Regions from separate parts of the Homo sapiens genome. Here all the other regions are linked to region 1. Evidence: chromatin loops called from intact Hi-C (ENCODE). Cell type or tissue: CD4-positive, alpha-beta T cell. All regions are shown on one strand. Region 1 overlaps NFKB1 (nuclear factor kappa B subunit 1). Region 2 overlaps NFKB1 (nuclear factor kappa B subunit 1). Region 3 overlaps NFKB1 (nuclear factor kappa B subunit 1).

Evidence for each region. Peaks named below come from ENCODE experiments on the same cell type or tissue, not always from the same donor. Only the 100,000 strongest peaks of a DNase experiment are listed, where the experiment ranks them.
Region 2: it touches region 1 in a loop (2.6-fold over the local background); 2 of 110 quality-filtered maps call a loop at or near these places.
Region 3: a loop joins it to region 1, with 2.2 times the contacts of the local background. A loop is called at or near these places in 2 of 110 quality-filtered maps.

Annotation. Positions count from the first base shown.
Region 1 is chr4:102,594,959-102,602,958 of GRCh38, forward strand. It overlaps NFKB1 (nuclear factor kappa B subunit 1), which reads left to right. Exons shown (of 24, transcript NM_003998.4): 13 at 1-23; 14 at 1,180-1,374; 15 at 2,562-2,703; 16 at 5,937-6,051. It overlaps LOC105377347 (a long non-coding RNA gene), which reads right to left. Exons shown (of 2, transcript XR_007058205.1): 2 at 7,557-7,976. Among named protein-coding and RNA genes, the nearest start is that of NFKB1-AS1, 96 kb to the left of the region's middle. RefSeq lists an enhancer at 5,673-6,872. In CD4-positive, alpha-beta T cell, no CTCF peak of the experiment used is centred here; DNase peaks (open chromatin) are centred at 3,633 and 4,203; H3K27ac peaks cover 2,231 bases.
Region 2 is chr4:102,532,243-102,540,242 of GRCh38, forward strand. NFKB1 (nuclear factor kappa B subunit 1) reads left to right here. Exons shown (of 24, transcript NM_003998.4): 4 at 1,603-1,643; 5 at 5,616-5,714. Among named protein-coding and RNA genes, the nearest start is that of NFKB1-AS1, 34 kb to the left of the region's middle. In CD4-positive, alpha-beta T cell, no CTCF peak of the experiment used is centred here; a DNase peak (open chromatin) is centred at 3,309.
Region 3 is chr4:102,521,680-102,529,679 of GRCh38, forward strand. It overlaps NFKB1 (nuclear factor kappa B subunit 1), which reads left to right. Exons shown (of 24, transcript NM_003998.4): 2 at 3,833-3,878. The coding sequence starts at 3,840. Among named protein-coding and RNA genes, the nearest start is that of NFKB1-AS1, 23 kb to the left of the region's middle. In CD4-positive, alpha-beta T cell, no CTCF peak of the experiment used is centred here; a DNase peak (open chromatin) is centred at 3,612; H3K4me3 peaks cover 1,145 bases; H3K27ac peaks cover 2,339 bases.

The sequences.
Region 1 (8,000 bases):
ATCTAATGCTGGGATGAAGCATGGTAAGTAATGCTTTGTTCTTAATACCAAGAAAGGAAAAAAATAATTAATGCTAAAAAGGGTTTTTAAAATCATTACTTATCACAACAGTATTATCATCTTGACAAATAATTGATGAATGCAAATAAACTAAGAAGATACTTTTCCCAAAAGATATTATTTCCTGTGGCTAGTATAAACTCTATTACTTTTATATATTTTATATATTTACTTTGTAAGTGGCATGAACAGAGGAAAGAAAAGAGCATTGAAAAGAGACAACAGAGACCTGACTATTCAAATATTTTAAACATCATCAAACTTAATGTATTCTGTCTCTTTTTTTCTCAAATAGTACACTTCTGAAATCATTTTGAGTTTTATAGGATCGGTCTTTTCCCATCAAGTCATCCCCTGAGAAGCTGCAGTTAAACCACATGTTGATAGTTTATATTACAGGTCCATTCTAGTGTACCCATGGAAGAAATAATACTATAAAGAAGTCTTCCCATTTATTGAATACCTATTTTTGTGCCAAGTGCTTTTACATGTTTTAACTGTTATCTTCATGACTGCTCTATATGGAAAATAGTAACTCCATTTTGCACACAAAAGGCATCAAAGTTCAGAAATGTTCGTACTCACTGAAGGCACACAGAAGTTAGTGGCAGAACAAGAATTTGAAGCAGGTCTCCTGCAGAAAAGCTAGATGCTCTCATAGTATCTGTCAGATAACATAGTTGAACCTGAAAGAGGGTGATCAGGAATGGTACACTGGATAACTCCCACACTAAAGAATGTGAGTCGACAACACGTCTTTATGATTTGCTTTGTTCATTAGCATTAGGAAAAAACTGCTCTGTTTTCAAGAACTTTAAAAATTCAGCTTTCCTGCAATTCATAGAAGAGCTTTATTTCATTTTTCTCCTTTACAAATAAGCAAAATGAGATTTAAGATTTTAGAAGTATACTAAAAATGATTTTTAGAAATGAGTTTAGAATATCTCCAAAACATGGTATTTATGATATGACCATTTTTAAAAGAATTTTAAATTATTATTTTTCTTTTCCTTTTGCAGCAAACTTGTCTCTTACCTTTATCTGACCTACATTGGAATAGCGAATTATCACTAAATACATTTTACTGAGAAAAATCTGATGTTTTTGCATTTATCTTAGGAACCATGGACACTGAATCTAAAAAGGACCCTGAAGGTTGTGACAAAAGTGATGACAAAAACACTGTAAACCTCTTTGGGAAAGTTATTGAAACCACAGAGCAAGATCAGGAGCCCAGCGAGGCCACCGTTGGGAATGGTGAGGTCACTCTAACGTATGCAACAGGAACAAAAGAAGAGAGTGCTGGAGTTCAGGGTAAGTGAGCACACAAATTACGTTCTGTTGGTTGGCTGGGGAGGGGTCAGTCCTAGGTGCAGAAAGATATCTGCTAATCTAAAGATGATATATCAATATCTAGTTTAGTGTACTCTTCAAAGTTCTGTATGCCTTTGGAAAAGCATATGTCAGATCATTTTATTCACACTGGGATTTCCATTTTTGCTCTGTTATCTTTGAATGTAAAGGACAGAAATTTATATGTACATTCTCCAGTCATAATCATGCAGTTTTAGGGTATTGTGAGAGATAATCAACTTCTTTTCTGGCACAGATAAATAGAGAAGTATTTCCACAAGCTTAATAGTCACCCTGTCTAGATTCTGGCTTAACCGTCATACTGAAATAGAACTTTGCCTTAAAATAGGAACTTTTCTTTTTATCTTGTGCCCTCTTTGAAGAAGTAGGATTAGGAGAAAATGTACTTTTGCGTTTACTGTGAACCAATACTTATTAGCATATGTGTCATGATTCTAGGTCATCCTAGATCGTACTAAGAAGACGTCTATAAAAGCAAAGGTAGTAAATATTTAGAGTTGGTGGCCACATGTGGTGTCTATCACATATGCTTTTTTTTTACACCCCTTTAAAAATGTATAAGCCATGATTAGCTAGGGAGCTATATGAAAAGCAGGCCATAAACAGGTTTTGGCCCAAAGGTCACAAATGCCATTCCCTGACCTTAATGGAACAAACTTTACAAAAACGTGAGTGGCTCATTGAACGTCTCTGTTTATGGCAGAGATGTGTGTTTTTTCACACATTGCCTAACAAGCTAATTGTTAGAGATTCCAATGAAGGATTATTTCACCAAGATATTGGTGATTTAAAATCATGGTAAAATCTAACATTGTTTGGAGATTGTTTTCCTTAAAATAACAGATAATGGTCGTTCCCTTAAAATAATACATTTCTAAACTTTTTTCCTCTAACAAATCATACACAGATTCTTTAAGATCAATCTCTAACTATATTTGTCAGTGACCCAGTGTCCAATTCTGCTTTTTCTAGTCCACACAATCCAAAAGCATTGAAAGAACATTTTCAACTAAAATGATATGTCAAGGTGTCAGAACACTGATGCTGGTCAGTTTGTCCTTAAGCATGCCATACCCATAAAACAAAAGTAGGAACACTCAACTATGATTGTGGTCATTGCCTTACAGATAACCTCTTTCTAGAGAAGGCTATGCAGCTTGCAAAGAGGCATGCCAATGCCCTTTTCGACTACGCGGTGACAGGAGACGTGAAGATGCTGCTGGCCGTCCAGCGCCATCTCACTGCTGTGCAGGATGAGAATGGGGACAGGTAAGTCAGAACTTTTGCATGATAGGTTGTCCTGGGTGGGGAAGAAGAAGAGCATCGTATAATGCATACTGACTAGAGATAAAAATAATTGTTCAAATATATTGAGTCCTCTAACTGGAATGATGAAGAAAAATAATGTGTGAATAAGGTTAAGTAGCACAATTTGCTGCTCCATCCTGCTGCTGTCATCTGTTGGAATCTGTAGTAGCTGGAGGACTCATCTAAGAGTGAATCTCTCTGGGCAAGAAAACTAAGATGTGTGTAGGTAATGGTACTTTTTGAAAAGCCTTGCTTTGTTTATTGAAGTAATATTTGGAGAATTGTTAAGAGTCCTACCAAATCCCTGAAGCATTGTTATCCCAGCTGCATATTTATGACAGTGTACTCAAGAAAAAGCCCAATAAAGGCAGCAACAACAACAGAAAGATTAAGAGGGACTGGTCATTATTTCCCAGTTACTGGTTTCTTCTCTGCTCCCTCTTCTGATGGTCATCAGTCTATGACTGTTTCAGACTTTTGTGACTGCTCCAGCCCATATGTGGGAGTGGAACATTCCAAACACCATGCCTTCCATTCTTGCTATTACTGAGATTGTATTTGCAAAGCCACCTGGCTTCTTTCTAAAACAGTTCTCTTAGTCCTTTCATTGAGACTTCTAAAATGATCTCAAAAGCCTATAAAAATAACAAGAGACAGCAGCCTTCACATTCAAGTCAAGTGCCTTATCTAAAACCTTCCTAAAATAGCATCAACATAGAGAAATCCTTTTCTGTGGAAGAGCTCTTGAGTGCTGTGTTTTAGACTTCAGTTTAAAAATTAAACCAAGCACTTTAGGAAAGTAACAACCTCAGGGTTTCAAGCAGAGACACCTTTGTTCTCATTCCTTGCAACGTAACCAAGGATGTGGTATAACCACTGGCCTTGTTATACAGTATGAGAGGAACCAGTACAACCTTCTTGGTATAAAGCCATGAACAGCAGAATTCTTTTTCAGGGTTAAATAATCCAGTTAGCATTCAGTAGCATACAACCACAAGAAAAAGCAGTTAACCAAGACAGTACAGCAGTGTTTCAAGTGGCATTTCCAGGGACCTGTTAAATTGATAAGTCTAAGAAGATGAGCACATACAGGTTAGAAAGGAAGTGCTGATATCTGAAGGGAGGATTGTTGGAAGGGATACAAGGCGAGGCACATGCAAGTTCCCTCCTAAGACCCAAGCACACTCACACAAGCCGGCTCTCAGAGAGGCCACAGATTTGGGACTTGGAGAGACCAGAGGATCCTCATAAGAGCATAGGTATAGGGCAGCTTTTGGCCATCACAGCCCAAGTCTCTTGTTTTAATTCAGCTCGTCATATTTGGCTAATAGTTTAAATCCTGTGGCCATTAGTCATCATAGAAAATATAATAAAGAAAAATATATAAAACTTCTGCTATTGGGGAAATTCCCATAAGGGTGTGAGGATTTGAGGGGGAGGGGGAATGTACTTCTGCTATGAAATGCTGAGCGGCACATGGAAATTTTCGAGCAGTTTTAGAAGTATGACCTTTTTCTTGGTGTATGTGCATCATGTCTATGTCAGAGTTTAGGCCCTTTTCAGAAGTCTTCTTCCAGTATCACATTTCAAGAAGCAATAGTGAAACCCTGAGATCATCCGTTTTAAAATATTTCTCAAGTAGCAAAATCACAATTTAGTTTTTTAGGCTCTTCTGTGCCGGAGTTAATCCCAAGTACGATATACTTGCTATTGCTAAGGAAGAGGCTTGAGTAAAGTGGCACCTGATAGCTTATTTTAGAGAAGATCCAGCCTGTACCTCGTGTCCCAGATGTAGTGCTGCTGCGAGATGCTTTAGTGTGCTCTGCACCTCAATCTGTCCATGCTCTGGAGTGGTCATCTTCTTAGACATTCATCTGAATGTCTTTAGAACAGTGCACATGTATCCCCTATGCAGGATTGCTTAAGGGATTAAGAGATGGCTTTGGAGTAAGACAGGCCTGGGCTTGAATCCCAGCTTCACCACGTATTGGCCTTGACTGAGTTATATGACGCCTGCAAGTCTCAGTTTCATTAGCTGAAAAGTGAAGATAATATTACCTAACTCATAGGATTATTGTTATAGTAAAAAGACAATATATATCAAATGCTTAGCATAGTCTGGTAAATCAAAGCTCCCAACAAATAGTAGCCACTGGTAAAATGATTGTTATTGTTATTGTTTTGAATTTTAATAGTATGTTTTTTAATAATTAAAAGAATTACGCTCCTGTGAGTGACTTTGACACCACCAGTATGTTCAGCCTCATTAGCGTAAGCTCTTAAGTTCCTTCTATCATTCTTATTTTTGTGCCTCTACTGCATGCTAGGGTTGTAAGGCTGACTCAGACAGAACCTGCCCCAGAGATGACAGGACAGAGAACGAGAAAAATGTGTAGAAAACTGCAGTTGCATAACCAAGCAGTAAATTTGAGAGGGACAACTTGCTCCACCTAGGAGGTTAGGAAAGTATTCTCTGAGGATGTCAGGTTTGAACTGGAATATAAAGGATGGAGTAGGCATTGTTCAGGCAGAAGAAAGGAGCAAAAACATTCCAGGCAGAGGGAATATTTGCTGGAATGTTTGCAGGAGTGGTGGGAAATACAATCACTTTGTTTCTTCACAAGTTTACTGCAAGAATTTTCTTCCAGTAGTTAAAAGCTTCACTCCATTCTCCACTCTTGGGATCTGGAAAGATCTTTAAAAAACCACCACACTGTATTTTGGAGGAGGGCAGCAGGGCTAAGTGAGGTAACTAAGTTTTTCTGAACAATTCCTAGTGCCAGGCATTCATTTTACATAGAATCTGTGTGTCAGGAAAAGTCAGGGGGAAAGGTAGAGAAGAAAACCGCCCAAAGCCATGGTATAGAGGCAGGATTGGGATTTAAGCTTAGGTCTTTCTGGGCTGGAAGCCTCAGTGTGTTTATACATCAAGGGGTCAAGACCTGAATGCTCCCAGAGGCCAGGAAGGTACCACAAATAACGTAGCAGCCTTGGGTAGGCAGTTGGGAGGGACCAGTCCTCTGGAGACAGCATCCCACCTCAGATTCAATGCATTTTATAGATTCAAAACATTTTAGGGCCAAATAAAACTAGGTATGAGAGCAGATTCCATTCTTGAGTCTAATCACATCTTGGGAATCTTTTCTTTTTCATTAACATTTTAGTTAATTATTGCCACTGTGTTTTCATTCCAGTGTCTTACACTTAGCAATCATCCACCTTCATTCTCAACTTGTGAGGGATCTACTAGAAGTCACATCTGGTTTGATTTCTGATGACATTATCAACATGAGAAATGATCTGTACCAGGTAAGCAGAAATCTCAAGAAAACAACTGAAGAAAAATCTGTAGTTTACTTTTTCTTCTGTTATGTTTGGGTGCATGTTATTTTTAGTAATGTTAACAGTAGCAAAAACAAAAACAAACCTTTGTAGGTAATATCTAAAATCCCATTAGTTGAGAATGTTACTTTATGATGTAGGATCCTTTGATCTGTGGGTATAACAGCCATCAAGCCACAATGAAATTCAGCATCCCGCTGGGGGAAGGCAAACTTTAAACTTTAGAAATCAAACAGTTTTTTCATTTAAGAGGGAGAAACTAAAGTAAAAATGTCACATCTGTCAAGAAAAATAAAGTTAAAAAAAGTTTGAAAAGCCAGTAATTTATAATAATTTTGAAGTCTACTGAAACATACCTTGACAACATCCAGATTAAATGTATATCAAATGAAGCATTCTGAAATCACCACACAGAAAGGTTAAAAGTTTGCTTGAGGAGGAAAAGGTGTCTTTCAAAAGCAGAAAGACAGCTCCAAGTGAGGAAAAGTGGGAACACCAGAGTTTTGCCCAAATCAGGTTTTCTTAGGAATTAATTAGGTGGGCTGAAAATACAAGTTGAGGAACTGTTTTTTCCAGAGGTCTTCCAACACTGCAAAGGGAGAGTTAGCTGGAGACACAGCGAGGCCCTTTGATGGGCATATGCAGAATTCAGGGAGAGGCAAGGAGCCTGGGAGCCACTTCGGCAGAAGCAGAGCTTGGACGTTGGTGATGGGAGCCCAGTGACCCCAGCCAGCCTTTCTGGCTGAGCGACTGCACTGGCATGAAACCAAGATGGGGTTCGGCTCCTGAGGTTTCCTCCTTCCTGCCCCTGATTGCTTTTCCCACCTCACTGTCTTTCCCCTACTCCCACCAGTCTGCTGTATGGGGCTCCTGCCCTTGCCCACTTCTTACCTTTCCATTTGTCTCCTTCCCTTCATCGACCCGAAGCATCTTCCTCATCCTCCTTGGAGAGATGGTTTGCTGGTTCACGTGTATCTCTCACTCCAAAACTATGGCCAAAATCCTGTGTAATTATTTACTTAGTAAAGATATTTGTTCCTGCTCTCTCAGTTTTTATAGCAGTGATGTGAATCATTTCTATTTCCTCACTTTAAAGGAAAATGCTTTTATTATTTTAAAGAAAATTAATTAAAACTTCATTTTCTTTAAAGGAAATTAAAATATCTATTTTCTTATTTTTATTTCCATTCTTTAAAATGTGCTTTAGGCTGGGTGCGGTGGCTCACACCTATAATCCCAGCACTTTGGGAGGCCGAGGCAGGCGGATCATGAGATCAGGAGATCGAGATCATCCTGGCTAACATGGTGAAACCCCGTCTCTACTAGAAATACAAAAAAAAAAAAAAAATTAGCCAGGCATGGTGGCAGGCGCCTGTAGTCCCAGCTACTCGGGAGGCTGAGGCAGGAGAATGGTGTGAACCTGGAGGCTGAGCTTGCAATGAGGCGAGATCGCGCCACTGCACTCCAGCCTGGGTGACAGAGTGACGCTCTGTCTCAAAAAAAAAAAAAAAAGTGTGCTTTAAAGTGCATTTAAAGCAAAACTACTAAAACGTTTACATGTGGCTCTTAATAGTTTTTACCTGTGACTAGGTAAAAATTAATAGGTTTCCTGATAGGGGAAAATGACCATTTTTCATTCAATATAAGTCACCATTAGGCTTCTTCACTGGCTCTTGTGCTTCTTGTCAAAGGAAAAGTAAAGTTAGTGACTCTTCACTGCCTGTTAATATAAAATAACTAGTATGAAGTGTGATTGTAGATTTACATTTAAAGGATGTCTTCTTGAAACTTTCATACCGTTTTGGGGTCATTGGTATCCGTAAGGTCATTTTGCCTGTAAAGCTTGATTCTCGCAGACTTTTGGCTGATTGTTCCTTGTAGTCATCACAAATCTATGAATAAAACCAGGAATGGGA
Region 2 (8,000 bases), 63 kb before region 1:
AATTTCTTGAATAATAACAGGAAGTAATTATACCCTTGTTTTCTCCAGTTCTCTAGCCTTATCCTGATTTATCATAATATTGAAAAGATAAAAATAAATTCTCTGGCCGGGTGAGGTGGCTCACGCCTGTAATCCCAGCACTTTGGGAGGCCAAGGCAGGTAGATCACGAGCTCAGGAGTTCAAGACCAGCCTGGCCAAGATGGTGAAACCCCGTCTCTACTAAAAAAATACAAAAATTAGCTGGGCATGGTGGTAGGCGCCTGTAATTCCAGCTCCTCTGGAGGCTGAGGCAGAGAATTGCTTGAACCCAGGAAGCAGAGATTGTGGTGAGCCGAGATTGTGCCATGGCACTCCAGCCTGGGTGACAGAGTGAGACTCTGTCTCAAAAAAAAATAAAAAAAATTTTGAGAAAATTCTCTTTTGTGTTATAGTTTATTTTTAATTTCAACCTGAAGGTTTATCTCCTTACAAATTTATTTAAAATAAGAGGTCTTGAGCTTCTTTCTGAGAGAAAATGAAGATTAAAATGGACATACAAGCATTCTCCTAAAATATTTTTAGCACCAAACATCTTAATTTACATTCAAATAAATGAGAACCACCATATGCCTTTATTTATTGCAAAGCTATGGATTATTGTACTATTGACATAAAAATCAGCTGGGAAGCTTAAGGACTTTTTCATATTGAACAGTTTGTACTTATGTTGTCAGAGATTCTGATTTTCCTTTGAATTTTCAAGTCAGATACCATTAGGGTATGGATTAAGCCTCTAGTTTTCTTTGCGTTTTTACAATAACTAATTTGCATGTACCTATCTTCAATTAAATTATTTTCAGTATTTTATAAAATGCCTGAGATGTTTTAGAACACAGTTTATATGATAGCACAATATTCAAAATTGCTTATAAACATCAAAAGTTATGGATTAATATGAAAATTTTACCATGTCTGATAGACCAGATTACATTGGGAGTGTCGGGGAGGAAAGGGGAAACAAACTAACCAGTTAAGGAATGAAGGCAGTACTTTCCCTTCAAGTAAAGACGGGAACAGAAAACCTAGTGTAAGGAAAAAGAGATAGCCTGAGATCATTATCTGTCTATCAGACGTATACATACAGGTTGCTAGATCAGTATCTTTTAATTTCACATTAAGCACACTCTCTTTGAGGAAGGAAAGTCAGTGTCTAATGATGTGAAGGCCAAAGAAAATGTCATAGTGCCCAGAAGTGGTTGCTGCTTTTAATTGGTATTTGTCATTTTAAAATGCTTTGTTAGGAGACAAGATTATGAAGGCTGTTGACATCAATTCTTGCCGGCCATATGCCTTTTATTGGGTTAGGAAATGTGCCATCACCTTTCAACAAACATTTACTTATTGTGGTTCGCTAAACTCGTAAAACTATTGTTAAAATAAGGGTTAATTTAATATTTCAGACAAGGAAGAGAAATTATATCCTTGTGGAATTTTAACCAAAAATTGATTTGAAATTTCTACATAAAAACATAATTTCAGTTTTTTACTTGCTTTACGTTTTATACCAAATTTGAGAAGCCTCACAGTTTCTTTTGGTTTCTGTTTGTTGTTTTTGTTTTTAGCAGATGGCCCATACCTTCAAATATTAGAGCAACCTAAACAGGTAAGATTAAAGGGGTGGGACTTTAAATGTTAGATTCCAGTGTCTAATATTGAGATCATAAGCACTGAAGAATAGTAAATGAGTTCTATGAAGGAAGTAGTTTATCTGAAAGATCAACAACCTGACAAATTATGTAACAGCTTTATTCATTCACTTTACATTTCTCTTACTCATTGTTCACACTGTCCTGAGCCTCAGTATGTAGTTCTGTAAAACTGCAGTTAATTACAGTATTAGAATTACAGTTAATTACAGTATTCTGCTGTCTCTACCAGCTTAACTTACCAGCCACTCCCAGGAAAGGCAGAGGTGATTTCCATTCATTTTCATTTATAAGGAAATACGTATGCATACAGTTCACATGCACTGAGCGATATCCATCTATTATCCTTGCACATGTAGTACCTCTTAGCCTTCCTCCTTCCTTTGGTAGCCCCAGCCTTTTCTGTGCTGCCTTTGGAACATGTAACCTAACATACTGAAAGTACCAGTGGGAAGTAAAATGTTAGAATGAACTATTGAATTCTCTTCCCTCTGGTGTCAGCCTCTTTGGAGTCAGGAGAGGAACATTTTTTCAGGTGCTTCCCCTTACCACTAGAGTCTGTAGAGAATAGCTCAGAACTGAAATGGCCTCCTCACTGTATCCAACTCTGTGGATATTTATAGGAAATTGGATGGGACCAATGCTGTGAAAGAGAAAGAAAGGCAATCTTTAATGTCTGCCTATAGGAGGTTTCAGTTATTAGGGAATGGAAATAATGGTGTAGTTCCCCACAGAATGAGGACAGTCAGTAAATCTTTGGATGGATAAACTAATCACATTTGTGTGTGACTGAGGATATGGATACCTGTCCTCTTGCAGCTGTATTACCCAATACATTTTCTAAGTATTCTTTTCATTAGCTCAGGTGAGTGAAACACTTTTGCATTTTGTAACATTTAACACATGCTAACTAGGTCACAAGCTTAAATAAAGCATCCACTGCGTTGTGGTTTCCAGAATCGTGACATTATATATGTGTTATATTTGGTCAGCATTTGATATAAATGTCTTAATGATTGCTGAACAGGCTATCCTTATAAGGTTGAAATTAGATGAAAGTTTTTGCTGTGGGGGCAAGAATGCCACATGAAACTTTGGGGCATGGTTCTAGTTCTTGCAGGTGTCACATCCTGACTCCTCAGGTTGCCAGTAACACTCCATTGCTCTACCTCCATGTTCAACTCTTTTAAGCAGTTATTTCTCAGAGAAGGTCATCAATTCCCAGTGAAATTTTATCCCTTAAAGTTCTGTGGGCTCTGGCATCCTGGAAAATTTCCCAGCTTTTAAGATCTAGGTAGTCTATGAAACAGAAATCAACTGAAATTTGTCTGCATATGCCAAAGTATTTTTTCCAATATCATTTTCATAAGCATAGCACTACAATAAGAATTTTTAAATGTAATTCCTTATTATGGATCCAACAGTTATAAGGAAAAATTGGCATTTATGATTTACCTGAAGGGTTAATGTAGTTCCAAAATTCAAAATTTAATTCATATAAAAGCTTATGTGAGTAAAACAATGTGTTTACCAAAGTGATGCTATTTTGATATCTGAATTCAGTGAAAGTAAGAAGGTTGTATTCAAGTCAGACTTTCTGACTGAATGGATGTAGCCTTGCCTTTGAGGTTGATGACTCATTTTAAGCAAATGGAGTTACTGAGATGAGTGAATGTGGATTAAAGGCAAAATTTTGATCTCAGAAATTTAGAATCAGAAATGCATCCAGACAATGCATTTGACGACATCTTCCTGAAAACAGTTGTAAATTTTCATCCTCAGATTAAAAACTTCTGAGGATTTAGATACTCGTATGTAACCATGAAAAATATCTATTAAGTATTGTCTATTTGACACCACTCCCAATAAGATATAAACACATACGTGTCTATATTTTTCCAACTGTCCCAAAGGAATTTTGTGATTAAAGATAATGAATTGTGTGTGTGTGGTTTTGGGGTTTTTTTTGTTTTTTTTTTTTAAGTTAGAAAAAGATTCTTTTTTCTTTGGGACCTCTTAGCCACAGATTTTCCCCAGCTCTGACGGAGATGAGTCATAGCATAGACTACTAATTTTTAGAACATCCAGTTCTGTTGCATATTAATCAGTGTTAATTAACTAATACTGTTCAAAAACTCAAGTTGTGTTTAAATTAGCAGTCAAGTAAATCTCTATTCTTATGGTTAGCTAATTCTGCAGGCTATTATACATGTGTTGTTTTTTTCATGGTTTTAGAAATTTCATTTAATTATTTAAAAAACCAACAGTGTTTGCTTACAAAAGGCATAGGGCTGAAATTGTAAATTATTTTTAAATATGAATTGTGTGAGAATCAAAACAAAGGAATTACCTCTGAAACTTCATCTCCAAAGGCTTCCCTTGTGTTTAGATCTGGAATCTCCCAAGGAATTGTTTTAGGTCTCACTGTGATGAGTTGATCATAAACTTTAGACATTTGTGTGCATTAAGGAAATTTCCCAGACCGGGGAATTTACTTTAGGCCTTACTTATCTGGTAAATGTGTTTGAGGACTGATCTTTGGAAATCAGGAAGTTTTTGGATAATATAGGAACAGTTCCAGATGCTTCCCAGAGATTTAAATCAGTTCAAGGCACCTGGACTGCTCAGAGACTGCAAGACCCTACTTGGCATAATGAAATGTAGTATAGTCTAAGTAGTGCATACGTTTTACATTTGTTCATGAGCTCAAAGCTGTCAAAATCTGCATGTTTGCTGGGGTTCCACAATTTAATGAGTAAGGGAGTGAACCCCCACCAGCAGCTAGTGGGTGTGATGAGCTGATGGGCAGATGATCTAGTGCTGTATATGCAGAGTTGGTCCCACAATAGAAACAAAAGGTGAGAATGTTCCTTAAAAAATCTTAACGTATTTTCTTTTCACCAAAAAGTGAATCTGTAAAAAGAAAATCATCTGCTTAAGCGACTATGTGGTTATAAACTACTAACACTACCACAAATTGATTGACATCATTATAAAGTTGAATCAGGAAATACAGCGAAACCTCCCTTAATATGATGATGAGGTCATAATTATCCTTGTTTTATTCTTTGTATACAAATATGAATAAGTTAACTTTATAAATCATAAAAAGTTAGAACTGGAGTAGACCTTAAAGATGGTCTGGTATAATCTTCCCTTTTGTACAAATGAAAAAATATGACACTTCTTAGGTGTTTATCAGCCCACAGTAGTTTATATAGTGAAGGCTTCCAGCTAACTTCATTAATTAACTATATCTATAAAATTTCTGGGTTAGATAGTATTTAAGGGAACTACCTAGTTTTGGAATCATTCTGGTAGGTTAATATTCAATCTTGAGCTTGACCATATTAATAATCATAAAAACAAAAATCTTATCCTCTGAAATGCTGAGAGAAGCTTAACAGATGCAGGGTCTAGCACAGGGTGTGTTCTACAACGCTGAAACAGTATATCTAAATAAACATGTCTGTAGTCCCTGCTGAACCAGCTGTAATCAGAGTAGATAAAGGAATGTCTTTAAGTAAGAGTCAAGGAAGCATAACTTTTATTAATATGGTACAGTTCAGAGCTTGGCAGCAGCAATTTAAGACAAGGAAGCTCTGACTAGAACAAGCCGTAACATGTTAAGTCTAAAGCCTAAACTCTTCAGCAGATTACTCTCCACACATGCATAGCATGAGAGGTTCCATGGGCTTAGGTACCTGGCTTTTTAGCCATATCTTAGTGTACAAATATCAATTAATACCATTTTTCGTAGTAAGATTACGGGAAAAGTGATTCTTGTTTACGGAGCCCTCTTTCACAGTTTCATGTTTTTCTTCTCTCATTTAGTAGACATAAGATTTAAAAATTTGTATGTACCTTTGTTGCCGTAATTTTTAATAAGTATTTCTCAAACTTAATTGGCTTAACGTTCACCTTTGCAGAGAGGATTTCGTTTCCGTTATGTATGTGAAGGCCCATCCCATGGTGGACTACCTGGTGCCTCTAGTGAAAAGAACAAGAAGTCTTACCCTCAGGTCAAAGTAAGTTTGTGGTAGCTCTCCTTCTATTTGAATTCTGGAAATTTTGATTTCCTACGATTTCCAAGGAATTGCTTTAAATGAGTACGGGTTGCCTTCGCTCCTAAGCTGAAGTGTTCACATGATTATTAAAATTTTTAAATAGAAATTTGTCTCCTAGCAATAGAAGTGACAGATACTAAAACTTTGTTAACATTTCAATTTAGTAGAAATGTCTTCAGCATTAGCTAACAAACTTACTATTTCTTGATCATCTTAAATATTTTTAAAAATTGGATACTTCCTGAAACTTTAGTAAGTCTTTGAAAGAAATGGTTGATTTTGACTCTTTGGAGATTTAGTGAAAAACCAAACAAGTGACTGAGTGTATGGATTATATAGTATATTATTTAAGATTATGAATTTGGATCCAGACTTTGTTATTAGCTGTGTAGCTTTGAATAGGTTTAACCAATACTTCTAAACTTCAGTCTCTTAATGTATAAAATACAAAAATATTAATAGTATATACTTCATAAGGTCCTTTAGAGATTAAATGAGAAAATGTGTACATGTTCCATAGAGAGCCTGAAAGTACCCTAGGGCCTTGGCCTGAGCAGATGTGTGGCCCTCTTGGAATGAACTGCTACGTGACATGCTGGTGGTGTATTTGGTCATACCTTTTACCATGTTCAGGCTGTTTGTTTATTTGAGAATATTTTTCTTTAAGTTAATATGAGACTTTTAATTTCATAATATGCTATGTTTCATAGACTGACTGATGATAAACATAGACTGGTAATCATTTTGCAGATAAACGCAGTCAACAATTGTAATTTAGTTTTTTATAAAAGTTATTATTTAGTCAGTAATTCAAGGCTTGGACAAAATAGTTCTCACTATGTGTGTGTGCCCCTCAGGGTGTAACATACTTTTGGACTCAGTCTTTTTATTGGTTTGTTTTTGTAAGTAGATGAAGCTCAGTAGAGCAGGCCCTCAGCAAAGTTGTGATGTAAAGAAATCTGGCCGGGCTCGTTGACTCATGTCTGTAATCCCAGCACTTTGGGAGGCCGAGGCTAGCAGATCACAAGGTCAGGAGTTCGAGACCAGCCTGGCCAATATGGTGAAACCCCATCTCTACTAAAAATACAAAAATTAGCTGGGTGTGGTGGTGTACACCTGTAGTCCCAGCTAGTCAGGAGGCTGAGGCACAAGAATCGCTTGAACCTGGGAAGCGGAGGTTGCAGTGAGCCGAGACTGTGCCACTGGACTCCATCCTGGACAACAGAGCGAGACTCTGTCTCAAAAAAAAAAAAAAAAAAAAAGAAAGAAATCAGTCTTTGGTTTTGCCAGCCTTGCATTTTGTTTCTTCCTTTTCCTCTTATCCATCTTCTAGGCCCAGGCCTGTTAAATTTCTTATCCTTATTCCCAAACAAAAGACAAAATGTTGTGACGTCGTTCTTTACCTTTCAAGTGAAACTCACCCATTATTTAGTATGGGTACTACTAGTCATAGTTGCATTTTAAGTCTCTTAGCTCCAATTGTGGAATGAAAGATGTTTTTTCTATTAAAGGTAATTAGGCGGGTAAATATGATGGCTTAAGTCCACAGAAGCAGACCACGGTCTTATGGCCTCACATCCTTTAGAACCTTGATGAGGAATGAGGAGCAGCAATAAAGAACTAATTTGCACTTATTAAACACCAAAGACTTGCCAAGTGGTTTGTATAACATTATCTCTTTTAATCTCTTAGAAATCTCAGTAGGTAAAAAGTGCAATGCCTGTGAACCCAAACAGACTCAGAGAATGGAATTATAATAACTGGCCTTTCTCACAAGACTAGTGGCTCTATATCCTGCAGCAGGCTATTGCTCACCGAACCTCTCAGATATAATGTGTGCATTTGGGGTACTGGGGGCAGGGAGATAAGGGACAAATTATGGGCAGACAATGGTGTAAAAAGGCATGGTGAATGATAACTCTTGAAAACAAGGGAGAGAGAGGCTCACTGGTCAATGGGTACTCAGGTATTGGGGAAGCCAGGCCCAGCACTTACCTTTTTAACACATGTGTCTGTGTGTCACATGTATAAATATTGTGCCTTTATGTATGTGTATATTTGTGAGAAGGGGATTGAAAGACACATGTTATCAGCATTGACACTGACTATAATGACTGAAGAATTAACTTTAAGCGAAAAACTGGGAGTTTTTTCTGACTGGCTTGGCACAAAAAATATAAATTATGGTATTTTGTTTACTTCTATTGCTCTAGTATTTTGTGACTAAGTAACAATTCTTGATACTAA
Region 3 (8,000 bases), 73 kb before region 1:
TCCTTAATGGCTCAATTCTGTGGCTTTCAAGTTAATCCACTCAGTCCTACAGCCTTCACCAAGAAGCTCATGTGCTACACTTTGGTGTTAGTGGGGGCATTGTCACACAGGTTCAGAAAATAACCCATTAGGCATTTTATAGAACTCATCACATGTTCAGAACTAAGCTAGTTGTAACATTATGTTTTTCATGTGAAAAAACACAAGCAATTCACTGGCTATTTTATTTGTTGCTAGCTAGCTATACTTTCTATTTCTTTTTCCATGGTGTGAAAATCTTCCTAGAAACCTCACTACTGGGAAAAGAGATGCAGAGATTAGTCCCATCTTCTCCCCTGGAAATTTACTATCGCCCTTTTGGCTTCAAGGTCCTTCCTCAAAAGCAAAGAATTGAACAAGGGAAAGTGAGGGGAAGGGCTGGGGGAACAGGGAGGTAGAAGGGGTTTTCCCTGGTCTTTTCTAATCCTTTAGTTCCAGACGCTTAGTTGGTATTTCAACATTTTAGAAATAAAACCTGCTTTTATAATTAATGCAAATATTACTTAGTGATTCATCCTTTCCAAATGATTCTTGGTTTCTTTTGACATTTCATTTTTAAATTGTGAATTAACATTGACATCACCATAGCGTTACTGTTACCTCAGCTCTTTACAGTGAACTGTATTGCAAAGGCTATAAAAGTTCAAATTTTAACTATCACCCACGTGAGCCTTGGACTGCTGTTAGGCTTTTGAAACTGTGATCCTTTGGCAAGAATTGGTGTATAAATCATGGGGAGGATATTGAAGGGGAAGATCATGTTTAATTTGGCAGTTGGGTGCCTGCAATTGACAGATTTTCATTAAGGTTTTAGCTATAGTAGTGATCATGCATCAGTTCTAATAAAGTAGGTTTCGTTTGAATTTTAAAAATTAGAGTGAGGACTGCTTTATGTTAACTGTTTACATTCAGAAGTCTGGAAAACCATCCACAGGTTTAAATGTATATAATCAGTATAATTAACACATCAACAGCCTCACCTCTGTTTTTGAGGACCATAGGCTAATATTATTTATGAAGGTTCAGGAGATCAGTCTAGATCGACAGAAAGCTTAAGGGCAAAGATGGTTTTAATATTTTTCTTGGAAGTTTGAGCTTCTGTGGTATTCTAAGGATAGGGATTTTGACATTGATTGTTCTAGCTGGTATTCAGTACTGTATTTAAGTGTAATGTTTTTACTAGTATTCTTCTTATAACTGAAAACTATGCTAATGATTCTTTACTATAGATATATACTCATAAATACGTGTAAAAATCCAAGTTTACCAAAAAATATTAAGACTTAGGGGATATGTTCTTTGAATAGGCATTTATTTGCTAATTAACATATTCTAATCTCAACAAGGTTATATTCTTTTCAAAAATCCATTCCATCAAAATCTGTCATTTTTACAGATGAAGAAACAAAGGCCACAGTGAGTTTAGTTAATATCCAAGATCACACAGCCAGCATGATAGAACTCTTAAATTTCAAGCGACTTACCCTCTTTACTCTATCAGGTCAAATTTCCCTTTTTTAACTGCTTGTCTTAATTGAGATTTGTTTAATTGTGGCTGTCTGTATATCTTCAATCAATACTTTCTTGTTTTAGACAAATGTTTCCCTGCAAATCTGCATGAACTTCATGTTCTGAAGGACTCAGAGCTGCCCTTTCCTTTTTGTTAAAGTTGTACACTGCTCTGCATCCCCCTAGAATGCTCATCAGCTTTCTCACTCTTCCTCACTCACACAGTGCTCCAGCAGGAGAGGATTTCTTTGAAAATCAGATTCTTTTTTGGAGGGCTTTGTGCTTATTGGAGTGTTATGTGATATATTCATTACGGTGAGGGCTAAACTCTTTGAACAAAGAGACCTGACAGTGCATTTGGGTTAAAGAACAAAGTTTATTTCTTTCTCTCATCACCACCAGCATGAGCAGCCTGGATGGTCAGAGCAGATCTGTCTCATGGCATTGTTCAGGGATCCTCATTCCTTCCCTCTCATTTATCTGCCATCCCCTAGGCTATTAATCATCATGTTTTTGGTAGAAGCCAGGTCTTCTCCATGTCTGAGTTTTTATGGAGGAAGCATGTCAAGGGCCTTAAGCCCAGACCTGGAAGTGGTATGCAAGAGTTCTGACATTGCACTGGTGAGCATTTGGTCAGATGGCCATCTCTAACTCCAACGAAGTGTAGGGTATACACTAGGTAAGCAGTCACATTTCCAGCTACAATACTAATTCTATGGAAAAGGAGACAACATATTTTGATGGGTAGCTGACATTCTCATCTGCAGTCCTAAGTACTCATGACTGCTAGATAGACTTTATGAAAAAAAAAAAGAAAAATAACCCCAGGAATTAATATTTACCCTCAGCCTTGTGTTTCTTTAATTTTCTCATTTTTCATGTCACATATCTAAAATTTGATCTAAATAAATTTAAATAAAATTAACCTTTATTTGAATAATAATAAGGACATTTCTCAAGGAAGTAAATCTCAAATGATATGTGATTTTAGATACTATCTTTATCTGACCATGTGGTTCCTTGCTTCTATCAGGGAGGGCCTCTGGGTAATAGAAGATTGCTAGGGCCTGCAGTATATTAATGTTTAGCTGGAGTTGATTAAATCTGAGACCTATAGCCTTGATAATAAGGACTTTTATTTTTGTATTTTTATTGCACTTTTAATATTACAGAGTTTCTGTACCAGCTTGACAACAGCAGAAACATGGCTTGCTTCTGTGGAACACGCTAGAGCAGCAGTCCCCAACCTTTTTGGCATCAGGGACCAGTTTCGTGGAAGACAGCGTTTCCACAGACTGGGGGCTGGGGGTGATTTTGTGATGATTCAAGCACATTACATATATTGTGCACTTTATTTCTATTATTATTAACATTGTAATATGTAATTAAATAATTATACAACTCACCATAATGTAGAATCAGTAGGAGACCTGAGCTGCTTTTCCCACAACTAGACAGTCCCATCTGGGAGTGACGGGAGACAGTGACCCATCTGGAGACAGTGACAGTGATCATCAGGCGTTAGATTCTCATAAGGAGCGGGCAATCTAGATCCCTTGCATGCACAGTTCACAATAGGGTTTATGCTCCTATGAGAATCTAATGCCACTGCTGATCTGACAGGACACGGAGCTCAGGCAGTAATGCAAGCGATGGGGAGCAGCTGTATATACAGATGAAGCTTGGCTGGCTTGCCTACTGCTCACCTCTTTTTGTGCTGCGTTATCCATAGCCCAGGGTTTGGGGACGCCTGCACTAGAGGACAGAGCCTGGTACACTATAGCAGTCCTCCCCTTGTGTTATGCAGAGTACTGATCAGTCCCTTTTGAGCTTCTCAACCTTGTATAAAACTTTGAGACAGTTCTGGGACCATCACAAGGTTTATGAAGGGTTAGAAAACAATACACTTAAGGAACTAAGACTGTAAATCGTTGAAGTTCAGAGGGCGATAAAAAGAAATGGCTTCTAAGAATCCCAGTATGTATGATTTTTTATACAAAGCATAAAGATGATTTGTACCAAACTCAGGACACTGTGGCGAGCTTAACACGAGGGTATTGAATCATACGTAAGTGGTAATTCCTAGATTATGCAATCTCCTTGCTGTTAGATTTAGATACCAAAGAGGAACTACATCATGTCCTCCTCCTATGGTCTTCAAAAAAGGATTATATTTGGTCTTACTGGTATAATACAGTTTATTCCTGCATGAATTCCATGGTGATAGAATTTTTAAAGTTCATTCTAGTGTTACAGTTTTGTTTTGTTTTGTTTTAATACACAGCTTCAGAATGGCAGAAGATGATCCATATTTGGGAAGGCCTGAACAAGTAAGTGTCATAATCTCACTGATAACTTTATTTAAATATATTCATATTTCAAAAATATGCAAAGGCAACATTAGTAAGTTAGCATTAGGAAAATTCTAAAATTAGTAAATTTTTTTTTAATTTCAGTTTCTCTGTCCTTTCATGTGAAGTTGGAGAGGATATGTCATGTGAAATGAGTAACTTACACCCGCTTTCACACATATTGTTGCACAAAAATTGTATATGCTACAGGATAGCTATTGTATTAGCTTTCTAGAGCTACCATAACAGATCACCACAAACCTGATGGCTTAAAACAACAAAATACATTATTTCACAGTTCTGGGGGCTAGAAGTATGAAATCAAGGTGTTGGCAGGGTTGGTTCCTTCTGGAGGCTCTCAGGAAGAATCTGTTCCATGCCTCTCCCCTAGCTTCTGGTTGGTTGCTGGGAATCCTTGGCTTGTAGCTTTATCGCTCCAATCTCTTCCTCCATTGTCACGTGCGCTTCTTCCCGGCGTGTCTCTACTGTGTCTCTAAACCTAAATCTCCTCTTTTTTTCTTCCAAAGGCATCATTGGATTTAGGGTACACCCTTATCCAATATGACTTCATCTTAATTTGTTTATATCTGCGAAGACCCTATTTCCAAATAAAGTCACATTCACAGGTACCGGGGATTAGGAGTTAAAGGTGTCTTTTTGGGAGGGAACACAGTTTAACCCACTACAGCCCCTTGACATATTTATTTAATGTGTACACATGGATGTAGAGAGTGGAATGACAGACCATGGAGATTCAGAAAGGTGAGGGATGGGAGGGCAGTGGGATGGGGGTGGATGATAAGAAGTTACTTAATGGGTACAATGTATGTTATTTGAGTGTTGGATACCCTAAAAACCCTGTTTTGACTACTATACAATCTATGCATGTAACAAAATTGCACTTGTACCCCATCAATTTATACCAAAAAAAAATTTTATTTAAAACTCATCTAGTAAGGAGACAGATTGTTGTAGTGAAAAGATCTTTGAACTCAGAATTTGAAGATCTTTATATAAGTACTGACTACTACAGATCAGCTCCTCAGACTTGAAGAATCACTTAGTCCCCGTAATCCTCACTTTTCTCATTTGTAAAATAGAAATGCTAGCACCACACTAACAGGGATGAGTCAAAAATATTCAATGAATGTGCTTTGTAAGCATAAAACTGTTCCTATCATTATATTAGTAGTTATGAAAGGATAGCAGTGTCCTTTTTTCTTTTTCTCCTATATTTTATTTTGAAAAATGTTGGAAAAAATAAATAGAAATGTTGGAATAATCTAACAAATCTACATTGGTTCTTAAAACCGACATTTTCGCTTTTCTCTTTGCTCTCTTTTTCGTGTGTGTGTGTGTGTGTATATATGTATATATGTATATGTATATACATAATCATTTGGAAGCAATTTTCAGACTCTGGAGCAATTATAATGGCAATATTAAATTATTTATGTAATGATTCCAAGAAGTATTTAAAACATGGAGATTTGTTCATTCATCAGCTATTTATTGAGGTATTACTACGTGCCAGAACATTGGCTTAGTGGGGAAAAAATAAGTGATATATACACTCTAATTTCAGGAACCTACTATTTTAATAGGAAGAACAGAGACATTGTTTTCATATGGTGATATATGCTGTAGTAGTAGTCTGCGCAGAGCGGGATAGAAATGTTAATAAGCAGCATCACTAGGTGCTACCTTGGAGGAAGAGCAGAGTTACGGAGGACTTTCCGAAGGAAGTCTTCGTAAGCTGTGTTTTGAAAGATGTAGTTTGCTAGACTAGAAAAGGTGAAGGAACACTAGGTGCCAGGATAGCCTGGTCACATTTAAATTTTAGTGGAAATCATTTAAAATAGTGGATTTCTGAAATTACACGTGCAAAGAATCAGCCAGAAAAATAAAAACAGAAGTGGAATATGTTTTAAAGGCTCTGGTATCATTTCTATAAATAAAATGGACATATATAGCATTTATCACTTCGGGTGATATTCTGATTGATTTAGAAAGAATGACTGCATTGCTTTTCACATTAAGATGCTCCTTTCTAATTTTATTTTTAAAATGGTGATTTAGGATAAATCTAGGAACATTTTCTTTTATTGCAGCAAAGACATTTGGCTAATTGTATTATCAAAACCGTTTGTTTTACCTTTCGCTTTTATTGTGCTTTCTCTAACAATTAAGGGCGAACTAACCAGCATGAGGATTGTGTCTGCTTGATTTTAAACCATCCTTTCCTGTCTGTACACAGGAAATCTTATCAACAAGAGATGATTCTTTATGCCACAGAAGAGTAAAATCTGCTGAAAACATTCATTTTGAAAGTTTTTCTTATGTGGGCATCTTTGCGATCATCAGTAACAGGGGTGGGGCATATTCTGACATTTCCATTTTTGAGGCAAGCGGTCTTGAAGTTTTTTTCTTTCTTGGCTTGAGCTTGGTGGTTTATATTTCCTAAAGTTTGCATGTCCTCAGTGTTTTAGTGGAGTCTGGAATTTGCTCTCCACCCTGACCTAATAAACAATGCAAGCTGCAGCACAACACAACTTCTCTCTTAGTCTGAAGTGAAGAGTATATCTCTCTCCTAAGGTGAGCCCTTTTGCCCACTCGCCAGTCATTTAGCCACCACAGGAAAGAGTTTTCCTGCTAGGTTATCACGTTTGCTCTGAGACTGTTAAAATCCTGTATGAAATGAGGCCCATTTTTGCAGAACATGGTTTTTCATTCCTGTATTTCCTTTTCAGCAAACAATGAATAGCATCAGTGAGCTTTTAATCTTATAAGCATTGAAGTGAAGCGCATTCTTTGTTCCTCAGTTGAAAATTTGCATCCCTCAAATGGATCTGAAGTACTGTTTATTTAAACGAGATTTTTCTTACTCTTAATTTAACTAGGCATACGAAGATCTTCAGTACCCCAGAACTTTCAATAATTTACTACTAAGGGCAGGAGACAAACTGTAATACTGGCTACTAAAAGAAACGAAAAGCTAGTTCAGCACACTTACTAGTCTCTCATAAAAAGTAAAATATGGCTGGTTTCCATGCTGTCCACAGACATTTCAAACATATAACTTCTTTAGGCTAAAATAAATAGCAAGCTCAGAAATACAGTTTTAAAGTCCTAAATGAGCCAGCGGTTACAATGTTTTTTGATAAGTAATGAATAGTAATTTATTAAGATAAAATGTACTTTCTTCAAAATATTCTGCATGCCCACTCTGTTGCTGCCCTAACACATTACCACATACTTGGGGCTTAAAACAACACAAATTTATACTTCTGAGTCAGGAGCTCAGAAATCTAGAATCAAGGTGTTGGCAGGGCTGCTTTCCTTCTTGCAGCTCTCATCTCTTTGCCTTTTGAGCTTCTAGTGGCTGCCTGCTTTCCCTGTGCACCCTCTCATCACTCCAGCCTCTTGCTTCCTTTGTCATACTTCCTACTATTCAGTGTGATTTCCTGAACCCCTCTCATCAGGCCCACCTGGACAATTCAAGACACTCTCTTCATCTTATTATCATTACCTTAATGACATACGTAAATTTCCTTTTGTCATATAAGGTAGCACTCACAGTTTCTGAGGATTAGGATGCAGACATGTTTAGGGGGTCGTTATTCAGCTTAACACACCCACTAGATTCCAGGTATTTTGTGTTATGCTAGGAAACTGAAGGTAAAAGAAATGAGTGAGCTCAGTGCTTAGTTGTCTACTCCTTGTACTGTCAGTTATATTTTCAGTTATTCTGTAAATAGTCCCAGAGGTGCTCTCTAGCATTCTTTCAGGCCTTGACATTGGATAGCTAGATGAGGGGTATATTTACCACCATAGAGGAAATACTGATTTCTAGGATTATATTATTTTGTTTATACTTCTAAGAGAGTACAAGCTTCAAATCATTCATTCAACAACTATTTAAGTATCTGTTCTGTGATAAGCATGTACTTGGCCCTGAAGATATACCAGTAAGCAAGCTAGACCAGGTCCCTGCCTCTGGGGACTTTATAGCCAAGTTATGCTTCTCAAATCCCTTTGTTACGTAAACGTTGTCCAACCCTATGTAAAGTTTTGTACACATGAGAACTACCTAGGTCTCAT